Linked DNA regions of Mus musculus: region 2 is linked to region 1. A link is a loop called in an ENCODE intact Hi-C map of the cell type or tissue named here. Cell type or tissue: heart. All regions are shown on one strand. Each heading gives the region's core, and the rest is flanking DNA. Links, peaks and the distances in the headings are about the cores only.

Region 1 (5,366 bases), core at 106-5,105:
GACCCCGGGGCTAAGGGCCATGTTTACGCAACCCCGCGCCCAATTGTGGCACCCCATCAACTCCCTCCCATCTCCCTCACAGCTCCCAGCTAACCCGCAGGTCAGGAACCCTGGGGGGTGGTAGTGTGTATGCCTCTGGGAGTCCTGGCCCGGAAAAAGCAAGCCGGAAAGGGATGCCTGCGGGGAGGTGGAGGGGAGGCCAGCAGGAGGGGAGGGGTGGTCCTGCTGGACATACGGAAAAATGCCTCTCTAACTGAGCAAAGTCGGCCTAGGAACGTCGGCAACTAGGGTAGGCCAGCGGTTTAAAATTAGACTGATCCACCCCCTCCCTTCCAGGCGTAGGCCACCAGCGGCGGGCCTAAGGGACCATGGGGGCGGTGACGCAAAGGGCTTTCCCACCCGGGCAGCCTCCCATGAGCGCACGGCCGCTTCCAAGGGACTCCTCTCATCCTGGCTGGGACTCCAGTCTTCAACAGCGCTGGAGAGACTGTATTCCAAGGACCCAACCCAGCCGGTAGCCTCGATCCCTTCTATGATTGCTCCCTAAACCCGCCCCTCTTTGGGGCCCCGCCCCCGACTACCTGGAGCAGGTGGAAGTCTGTCCCTTCCCAACTCCACTTCCCCAATCCGCTACAACCACAGCAGCAACCCTGGCAAAGAGGCAGCGAGGGGACTCCAAGCACCTCTTCAGGAGGGCCTAACTTTCAAGGGAAGCCCGAGTGGAACAAATCACAAACTCTCATTTGGCTTCTATACTGTCCCCTCAACTTGAGTCTCCCCCTGTAGGCAGAGGAGCATAGACCTTAGGACCCCGGCCGGAGACTTTTCTGGAGGCGAGCACCCGCCCGTGACGATCTCTCTCCTAGAAGCACTGTCTGTCCACCGCCCACCTCAACCTCCGCAGCGCCCCTCACCTTAAGAGGCGCCCCCAGGAGTCGGTGCAGAGCAGGGATCTGCGCACTCAGGGGCAGAGCCCCGTCCAGGCTGCAGGTGGGGGCCCGGCGTGGTTCCGGGAAGTTGGCACAAGCGAAAGGGTCGGTGTCTTCCAGGTACTGCACTCTCACAGTTACCACGGATACTGGGTCCCCATCCCCGCGCTCTTCCTCGCCCGCCATGGCTCTGCCACCGGCTACCGCTGGACGCCTCTTGTGTCCCCTGCAAATGCTGCAACTTCAACTCGACTAAACTTTGCTGTTAGGGCCGGGCCAGGCTGGGCCGGACGCTCGCGGCTCGAGGGGCGGAGCCAGATGAAGGTAGGACCAAGGAAGGGGGTGGAGCCAAGACTGAGCGGCGAGCGCGCGCTCGGGGTTAACCACCGCCGGAGGCGGCGCTTGGGCCAGCCACTCAGAGAGCTGGTGATCCCGTTAGTTCCATTGCTAGGAGGGCGGGAAAACCCGAGCTCCCGCTCCGCCTCAGAGCAGAGGGCGGGGAGACTTTCTTTAGATTTGGTATGGGCGAGGCTGCAGCGGATCTTTGTAAGGATTTTTAGGGCAGATGGGGGGGGGGGGGTAAATCTCTTCGGATAATCTGGGTAGCTGGGCCACTCTCAAGGGACGAGATGGGACTAATTGCTAGCTTGAAAGACAAATGAAAGCATTTCTCTCATTTGGGGAAAGCAGTAAGAAGAATCTCTTTCAATGTGGAATAAGAAGTGGAAATAGATTTTATATTTGAAAGAAGAGGTGGATTCAGTCCCCTTTAGCTGTGGGGGCAAAAAAAAAGAGGACGGGTGCTCTTTCTCGAAAAAGAATGGGATGAGTCACTGTGAGGAGGCAGGTAGCACATGTTTTTTCGGCTTGGGTGATGAATGAAAAGTGGAGACATTCTTCGGTTTGGGGCGAGATGAGTCAAATGCCCCAAGTTGTTCCTAATTTAAAGGGAATTCCATAAGGTCCTCTCAGATCCATGGAATAGGCAAACAGTTCCCTGTAGTTTGAAGGAAAGGGAAGGCGGCGCCTCTGGGCTCTGGAGAGATGAGGAATAGCCAGCTTTTCAGCCTGGAAAGAGCCGGGTCCGTCCCGGCCTTGAGGTTTCTGGGTACGTTGAGAGCACCGTTGTCCATTAGGCTTTCTGGGTGTGCCCAGTGCGCGTGCGCAGCTGTGGTCCGGTAGGGGGGTCCCAGGTTTTGGAGATCGTGCTGGAAGGCGGCAGCGCACCGCCCCCTGCGGTTTTCTCAGCTTAGCACTGGGACCCGCAGCCTGAGCACCTGGGACGGGTGGCCCGCTGCTGGGCGGTGTTCTGCAGTAGCTGCGCTTGTCTCTGCTTCCCGAGACCCCCGTCCTTCTTGGTGCTCCGGGACGCGGTGGCTGGTCACCTTTCTGAATCCGGAGGAGAGGCGGTTTAGGAGAGCACACTCGAAAGAGTGGGTTTCAGGACTCGAGGGGTTAGGAGGGTTATGCTGGGGAATTTCCGGAGATGAGATTAACCTAGAAGAGATGGAGGAGGGGATCCTAACTGCTAGGATCCTGGGCAGGGTCTCGGGGTCCGGACCTGGCCTGGGGGTATCGGAGCTCGGATTGGGGGGAGTGAGCCCCACGTGCCTGTGACGCGGGGGCGCCGGGTAGGCGGCGGCAGCGGCGGCGGCGGCGGCGGCAGCGACGCGGGGCCGGCGGCCGTGCAGTGCCCGGAGGACAGCAAGATGCTGAGCGCCGCACTGCTTCTTCTGCCCGGGTTGCCCCTGGCGGGGGCGGGGGCCACAGAAGAACCCACCCAGGAGTCCGGGCCGTTGGGTGAGCCTCCTCCAGGCTTGGCGCTCTTCCGCTGGCAGTGGCACGAGGTGGAGGCGCCCTACCTGGTGGCCCTGTGGATCCTGGTGGCCAGCTTAGCCAAAATCGGTGAGTGTGTGTGTGTGTGTGTGTGTGTGTGTGTGTGTGTGTGTGTGTGTGTGTGTGTTCGCGCGCCCGCACGCCAGGCTAGCGGCCCGCAGAGGACCCGCCCCCAAGCCCCTAGGTCTCCAGATTTGCGTCTTGCATTGTGCGGGGACTTAGGCTCCAATTCCACAAATCTGGGTTCTCTCCCATTTCCTGCTCTCTTGTGGGTCTCCCTTCTTGGTTGGTAGTTCAGGGGATTTGCCTTCCTAAGAGCTGCCTGTCGCCGCTCTCCTCTCACCGTTCCATCCTTAGACTCTTTCCCCCAGTTTCCCCTTCCCCTTGCAGTTAGCTCTCCTCAATAAACGTCAGTAAGGCCTCTCCTCCAGACGTCCAGCTTCTCAGAAACCTGTCAGCAATGAGGACGCAAGGGGACACTGAAGGGATGATATTCTCCTGGAAACCCTAGGCATTCTGGTTCTGAGAAATTTTCCTGCCCTGGAGAGACGGCCAAGAGTCTGAGATTTTAATATCTCCTGAGATAGCTAAAAGGCCACTTTTCCTATAGCATATCTCTCTACTCCACTTAAAGCTGTTGCCACCTTCTATAGCCCATTTGCAACCTCACCCTCCAATTCACATTCCTCTTTTCGATGTTTAAAAAACTTGCGTTTATTGGATCTTGACTGTGTGCTGGCTACCCTGGGTGCTTTCATATGTTCTCCCTCTTTCCGCCCTCACATTGAAGGCTGTGCTTCAGGTTCACACATTTTTCCCCCATCAGAGATGCTTTTCCTTGCCTCTCCCCGCTTTCTGGCAGCCAGTGGTCCCTCCTCCTCGATGGAGACCCTCCTCCTTTCTCACTGTTGTTCAAGCTCTGCTGTGGGGGTGACTAATTATAGCTGAGCGCTGCTACTCACTCTCCATCTATGCTGGCACAGCTTGTACTCCAGTCTCCCCAGTGAAACCTTCATGTAGGAATCCCACAGCCTAGTGTTTGCCTCCTTCTCCTGGGATATTGCTGGGGGTATAGAACGGGAAATGGAGATGTGATAGAACTCTCCACTCCACCTTGGCAGCCCTCAATTAATAATGGAGCTCTAAGTATCTTCAGGGGACCTGATTCTGCCAGAGAACTGATTTTTTCGTAGGTCGTGGGTTTGCAGGGATGGGGATGGGACATGCTCAGGGAAGAAGGAAACCAGAGATGGGGCTGGAGAGAGGAGGACCTGTGTCTGAGCTCACCTTAGAGGCCCAGCAGCAAGGTGTAGAAAGCAGCTTCAACTTGGAGTAAGGACTGCGTTTGTGGACAAGCCCATGGGTTGTAGAACAGCCTTCTCTTACTTAAAGTTTATAGCTTTAAACATCCTAAATAAACAGTGCCTTTTCTAGTTTGGATAATACCTCCTACAGAGGAAGACAATGAGTCCTCTCCAGCGAAAAAGGATGGGGGGGGGCGGGGTGGCATTCACAGTATTCTGGAACACCTTCCAGTTTCAAAACTAGAATGCCCTTTCATTCCATACATTTCCTTTCATTCAGTACATATAGATGCAGAGTCCCCTATGTTCTAGATAAGATGTAGGGCCTTTGGGTGCAGTTTCCAAAGGGCCTTGCTTTGGCATAAGCTTAAGGTTAATAAGGATCTTTCCCCTATCTGCCCGAGGGACTGGGCCATATGGGCTGTGTCCAACATGCAAGAACCCAAGGGAGAACCATATTAGGGACAAAGGTAGGAGAAGCAATAATGTCAGAAATCCTTTTCTTAGACCCTCTTCCCCTAGAGACAGATATGTTTCTTTTCTCCAGAGTCAAATGTAATTAATATTTGTTGAGAGCCTACTGTGTGTCTGACACCAAGCTAGGCACACTTGCCCATCTTGTATACTCTGTCCCTGCCCTTTGCGATGGATGTTTTTCTTACGCCAAAGGAGAGAAACTGAAGTTTAGGTAGATCAAAGAACTCGCCTGATGGTTTGGAGACTTGGGTCAGTGGCTAAGAGCACCTCCGGTTGAGGACCCAGGTTCAGTTCCCAGGACCCACATGGCAGCTAACGTCAGACCATGGCTCAATTTCCAGAGGATCTGTGGGCTCCTGCACTCATGTGGTACACAAATACACGTTATAAATAAATAAATAAATAAATAAATAAATAAATAAATAAATTTATTTCCTAGGATCACATCATTAGACCCTGATAAGGTCAAGGGGCTTTGAGATCTGACTGCTCTCTGCAAAGCTTGCTCGGTCTCTCTCTCTCTCTCTCTCTCTCTCTCTCTCTTCCTCCCTTCCTTTCCTTCTTTCTTTATTGAGACTGAGAGTACTATACAGCCCTGGCTAGTCTGGAACTCACACGCACAGGGGTCTGCCTGCCTCTACTTGCTTCCTGAGTGCTGGCCTTAAAGCATGTGCCACGGTACCCAGCTACAGAAAGCCTTTTAAACTGAGCTATTGAATGAAATATGTACATTAGGTTGAGAGGCCCAAGGTGCATCTAAAAGGAGCTATGTGTACATATGTTAGCATAGATTGGGTTATATTAATAGCAAAGGTTTATT
Region 2 (5,366 bases), core at 178-5,177, 52 kb before region 1:
TGCCACACACCAGTCTGCACACCTTCCAGGTAGGACTGCACCACTGACTGTGGAGAGAGGTAGCCGCTCCTAAGGCCTGGCCAGCCCTCCAGCCCAGTCTAACACTCCTGCTCCTCACCCACCTTAATTCTTGCTTCCAGGGAATAGTTACGCTGTATTTCACGGCTTCGGTACTGGCCCAGCCTGGTCAGCTGCTCTGGCCGGTAGAAGATGCCTGAAGCCCACTTGAGTGCTGCACCCCGAGCCAGCTGTTCGGCCCTCTCCTGCTCTGGCCACTCAGGCCTTGGGCAGGAAGATCCTGGGGTTGGTTGTGTCAGTCAGGGAGGGCCTGTGGCTAACGCACCTGCTGCTCTTCTGTTTCCTCGGGACAGCCCCACTCTTGGCAATCCTATAGAGCTCTAGCTAGACCTGACGGGAAAACCCAACCCCACTAATTCCCATTTGTCTTGACATCATCCTTCCCCAAGCCCAGCCAACGAGGCTCATACCAGGACGAAGTGTGGGCTGTATCTTGCTGTCCATAGTTTGCCTAGAGCTGCTGCCGATGTGGTAGGAGTGGGAGCGAGTGCCTGGAGGAGATCAGGCAGAGCGGATGTTCCTTGGGCTCCGCTGAGAAAGAGGAGCAGGGTCCTTGCCTACCCCCTTCAGGAAGTAAGAAGGGGATACCTGGGAGGCCTCAGTCCTCTGGCTTGGACTATGCAAATAGGCAAAACTGTAAGTCCCCTTTCCTGCTCTGTAACGCCCAGGATAGTTTGGTACAGAACTTACCAGATCTGACCGGTGTCCAGTTCTCCCTCCTCTGCAAGTGGCCTTGGCCTTGAGAGTAGCCTTCTCGCTCCTGCAGAGCTGGGCACACCCTCACTGCTCACGGGACCGGAGGGACTCCAGCTCCTTTGGCACCAGCAGCCAAATTCCTCTCCCCAAGGAAGCCTCTCTCCCACTTCACGGCCCAGAAACCCCTACTTCTCCCCCAAGGCCCCTCCTTCAAAGCAGAAAGGAAGGAAGTTGAGTCTCTGGCACTTTATTCCCAACAGGAAAAGCATCTGCATTGAGGTGGGGAGCGCTGGGCGCCATTTCCTGTTGGGTGGGGGCAGCTGTGGACTCCCCCGGTGAGCACCAAGTCTTGATCAGCCCACCTTAGACTTCTAAATACTCCGGAAACACATATGCATATTTAAAGCTGATTTGGCCTCAAGCTGGTTTGAAGGATGACCCCCTATGTGGTAGAGCCTCAGCAAACCGCAGTCGAGTCTGAGAACCACAGATGGTATATGCCTTGGTAGGGGAAAGATCACATGTGGTGAGGCAAAAGAATAGTGAGAGATGGCAGTTAGGGATCCAAAAAGCTACATTGTTCCTGTAAGTGATGGGGAGCTAGGGAGGACACTAGATATAATGGAGCACCACCCAAATCCACCCATCATAATAGACCCTCACTTCCTACTGTCAGAAGGGTTGACAGCTAAGACCTCAGGAAGACTACCCCAACTTCAGGCTCCATTATAACTAGAGCTTCCGAAGTCTGCTTTCTCACAAGTGTGAATCATCAATCAATTTGGGGAAGGCAATTTGTGTCCTAGAGGGACTGACCGTCATAAAGACATAACCATAAGTGATAACACTGTTAAAAATAAATAAGACTTGCAAGCTGGTAAGATGGCTCAGAGGCTCAGAGCACTTGCTCCTCTTGCAGAGGACAGGGCTTCAGTTCCCAGCACCTACACGGCAGCTAATAATAACTGCCTGTTAACTCTAGCTCCCAGAGATCTGACACCCTCTTCTAAACCTCCTTGAGCACCTGCACACATGTGGACAAACATAAACACATACACACACAATAATAATAATGATGATGATGATAATAATAATATAAACCTTTAAAAACTGCAAAAATAAATGAGACTTGCAAACACACAGTTCTTCCCATGTGTCAGAAAATGCCTTAAAGGCTTTGCTTATATTCACACGCAGGCAAACACCTTTGCATGGACTAAGTAGTGGTTGGAAATAAGACTCCTGGCCACTGTGAACTGTATGTAGCATGGAGGCCAGCGAAAAATGATGCTGGAACGAAATAAGAGATAGAAGTATGCAAGCTATTTATTGTTAGTGCTTGCTGTTTTGGCAGGAAGTAACAGGAACAGCAGGAATTATCTCTGAACATCAGGGAAGCCTTTAGAATAAGTTTTAAGCAAATAGGCTAAGCTTGTGGCTTATGGCTTCCCTTCCCTGGATGGAATGTTCAGGCAGTTAGTAGTCTAGAAGCAGCTTAGCAAGGAAGAGTCGGGTGGTTCTCGCTTCTCAACTGCCGGTACTGCTCACTAACTTCTTCCATTTCCTACCATACAATTTTTTCAGGTTTCCTAGCTGCCCTAAGGAGTTGTTTTGGTTTCCTTTGCTAATGATACATTTGCCGACGGTCCCCCGGAGTTTTGCGTCCGGATCAGCAGACGGGAGTTGCACCAGATACCCTGGGAAGGCGCGAGACGGAAGCGGAAGCAGCCTTGATAGCTCCGGTGGCCCGGCGACTAGGAACGGAAGCGGAAGTGGCGCCGCCGCCGGCCTCGCCTGGCCTGGCTGAGGGGAGGCGGCGGGCGGGCGCGATGGCGGAGGCCGGGCCACAGGCGCCGCCGCCCCCGGGGACTCCAAGCCGGCACGAGAAGAGTCTGGGACTTCTCACCACCAAGTTCGTGTCGCTCTTGCAGGAAGCCAAGGACGGCGTGCTTGACCTCAAGCTGGTGCGCTCCGGGCCGAGGGGGCGACTGGGGAGATGGGGGCACCAGGCCTGGACCGGGAGCGGGAAGCCAGCGGGGCGGCCCCACTGAGTCCTCCGGCCGCCATCCGTGTGCTTTCTCACCCTGATGAGAGAGGCGGGAGGTTGTTTCCATTCACCGAAGCCATTAAGCCTCAGCTCTGTCTGGGTCCCGGCTGCAGGTGCAGGCCCTCGTGGCCCTTGGCGACTAGGACAGGGAGCCGAGCATCAGAACACAGCTAAGCCAAGACTCTTCCCGACACACTCGCGGAGTGATTGGAAGGAACGCCAGGGTTGGGACATAAGACTACCTCCCATTCCAGACTAAACATCTCAGGGTGCACACTTTTTAAGAGTGGGGCTCCATTCTCCATTCTGTTCTACCTGCCAGGCAGCCGACACTCTTGCTGTGCGCCAGAAACGGCGGATCTACGACATCACCAACGTGCTGGAAGGCATCGGTCTGATCGAGAAGAAATCCAAGAACAGCATCCAGTGGAAGTGAGTGTGGGCTGTTTGGGGAGGGCAGAAGTGTCAGGGGTGTTGGGGTTGGGAGGGGATGGTGATGTTTATAGGAGAGAGTTGGGGTCTGGCACCCAGAGATCTTAGGGATCCCACGCTCAGTCTCTCAATCCCATGGTTCAGGGGCGTCGGGCCAGGTTGCAATACCCGGGAGATCGCTGACAAGCTGATTGAGCTCAAGGCAGAGATCGAGGAGCTGCAGCAACGAGAGCAAGAACTGGACCAGCACAAGGTGTGGGTGCAGCAGAGCATCCGGAATGTCACTGAGGACGTCCAGAACAGCTGATATCCTCTGCCAGTCCCTGCCTCGGGGAGTGGGCAAGGGGCGCTCAGCTGGTTTTGCTCTGTGGCGCTCTGGGTCCTGTACCTCTTAAAAGAATGCTCCAGCAACCCCTGGTCAGATTCAGACGGGAGGCTCCAGTCTCTTCCAGCCTTAGCCCATGATCCTTACCCACCTGGACCCCAGGTTCCAGAAATTTCCTCTGAGGGCTGTGTGGAAGGCATAGGCTGAAACATTGGGTCTCTTCTGTGGTCTGCCATCTGGCACAAAAAAAAGCCTCAGCTGTTCTCCTTAACCCCCACACCTTGGCCTACGTGACTCATGAAGACATCTGCAGATGCTTTGCTGGTGAGCGGAGCCTGGGTAGAGGGAGGTGGGGGGTGGGGCTGAGCTAAGTCATGGACCCATGGTCCAAAAAGAAGTTCCAGCTCTCGAAGGTTCGTGATGCCTACTTAAAGAGAAACAGGCAGCAGGTGTCAGTTTGGAAGTCACTGGGACTCTGTAGGGTACAAGAGTCCCCAGTGTGTCCCTGGGTTTGCCCTTATCAGCAGTGTTCTCTGAGTTTGGTTCTTGGGCAATATAGTGGCACAGAGGAACAAAAAGAATTTGTACATGTAACTTGTGTGCACAATCTTACATACTTGTATGTAGGGGTCGGTGGTGTCTGTTTCTAATTTGTACTTAGTCCCACTATGTATATACGAATTGTTCCTTTTTTTTTTAAGATTTACTCATTTATTATAATATGTAAGTACACTGTAGCTGTCTTCAGACACTCCAGAAGAGGGAGTGTCAGATCTCATTACGGATGGTTGTGAGCCACCATGTGGTTGCTGGGATTTGAAGAGCAGTTTAGTGCTCTTAACTGCTGGGCGATCTTTCCAGCCCTCGTTTCTTTATCTTATATTCCATCTTGCATCTTGGAAAAACTTGGTCAGAACATCTATTTCTAGGGATCAGCATCATTTGAAGAGTGAGGTGGTGGTACCTGTGGCTGGTGACTTGTTCCAGAATATAATAGTACATTTAATCCCAGTACTTGGGAGGCAGAGGAGAACAGATCTTTGAGTTTGAGGTTAACCTTGTCTACATTGCAAGTTCCAGGACAGCCAAGGCTACACAAAAATACCCTGCCTCAAAAAGAAGAAAGAAAGAAAGAAATGTGTTTGGACCTAGATTTTCTGAGCATGAGGTTTTGCGGAGAGAAGAATTTTTGCTGTACCCAGTGCTCTAGGGAGGTAGAGGCTTAATATCCAGTCTCTTAGAGACTGATTTCTAGTCCTGCTCCAGACAAGACAGGAAAGGAACAGACACTTGCTTTCTAATTGAGCTCATGGGCCCTGACACATTCTCCTTGTCGTTCTAGGAGATACCCTCCTTGCCATCCGGGCGCCATCGGGCACCAGTCTAGAGGTGCCCATCCCAGAGGTAGGTACTTATCCCTGCAGGGCGGTGTCGGCCGAGGGTGGATACTGGCTGTGAGGCTTGATAAGTTCAGGGTGGGGCAGGTAGGGGAGGCCTGGAGTTTGGGGTTATCTAGGTGGATTAGCAGATGAGGAGGACGACAGTCTGGCTCTGAACCAGGCAAGCAGGAGCCATGCCTGCTTACAATTCTGTTTGTCCCCAGGGTCTCAATGGCCAGAAGAAGTACCAGATTCACTTAAAGAGCATGAGTGGGCCTATCGAGGTGCTGCTAGTGAACAAGGAGGCCTGGAGTTCACCACCTGTGGCTGTGCCTGTCCCTCCCCCTGACGATCTACTCCAGAGTCCACCTGCTGTTTCTACACCTCCACCTCTGCCCAAGCCTGCCTT

The links. Peaks named below come from ENCODE experiments on the same cell type or tissue, not always from the same donor. Only the 100,000 strongest peaks of a DNase experiment are listed, where the experiment ranks them.
Region 2: a loop joins it to region 1, with 2.4 times the contacts of the local background. A loop is called at or near these places in 3 of 42 quality-filtered maps.

Annotation. Positions count from the first base shown.
Region 1 is chr8:105,346,739-105,352,104 of GRCm38, forward strand. It overlaps Fhod1 (formin homology 2 domain containing 1), which reads right to left and starts at 1,232. Exons shown (of 22, transcript NM_177699.4): 1 at 915-1,232. The coding sequence starts at 1,115. It overlaps Slc9a5 (solute carrier family 9 (sodium/hydrogen exchanger), member 5), which reads left to right and starts at 1,520. Exons shown (of 16, transcript NM_001081332.1): 1 at 1,520-2,834. The coding sequence starts at 2,639. It overlaps Gm46049 (a long non-coding RNA gene), which reads left to right. Exons shown (of 4, transcript XR_003947441.1): 3 at 1-100; 4 at 337-918. In heart, for the core only: CTCF peaks have their summits at 806 and 2,158; DNase peaks (open chromatin) are centred at 313, 1,313, 2,143 and 2,563; H3K4me3 peaks cover 3,829 bases; H3K27ac peaks cover 3,071 bases.
Region 2 is chr8:105,295,138-105,300,503 of GRCm38, forward strand. Exoc3l (exocyst complex component 3-like) reads right to left here and starts at 976. Exons shown (of 14, transcript NM_177788.5): 1 at 769-976; 2 at 489-569; 3 at 123-298; 4 at 1-47. The coding sequence starts at 522. It overlaps E2f4 (E2F transcription factor 4), which reads left to right and starts at 2,526. Exons shown (of 10, transcript NM_148952.1): 1 at 2,526-2,738; 2 at 3,144-3,253; 3 at 3,398-3,559; 4 at 3,859-3,902; 5 at 4,921-4,982; 6 at 5,182-5,366. The coding sequence starts at 2,604. In heart, for the core only: no CTCF peak of the experiment used is centred there; DNase peaks (open chromatin) are centred at 264, 934, 2,534, 3,719 and 1 weaker place; H3K4me3 peaks cover 4,277 bases; H3K27ac peaks cover 2,999 bases.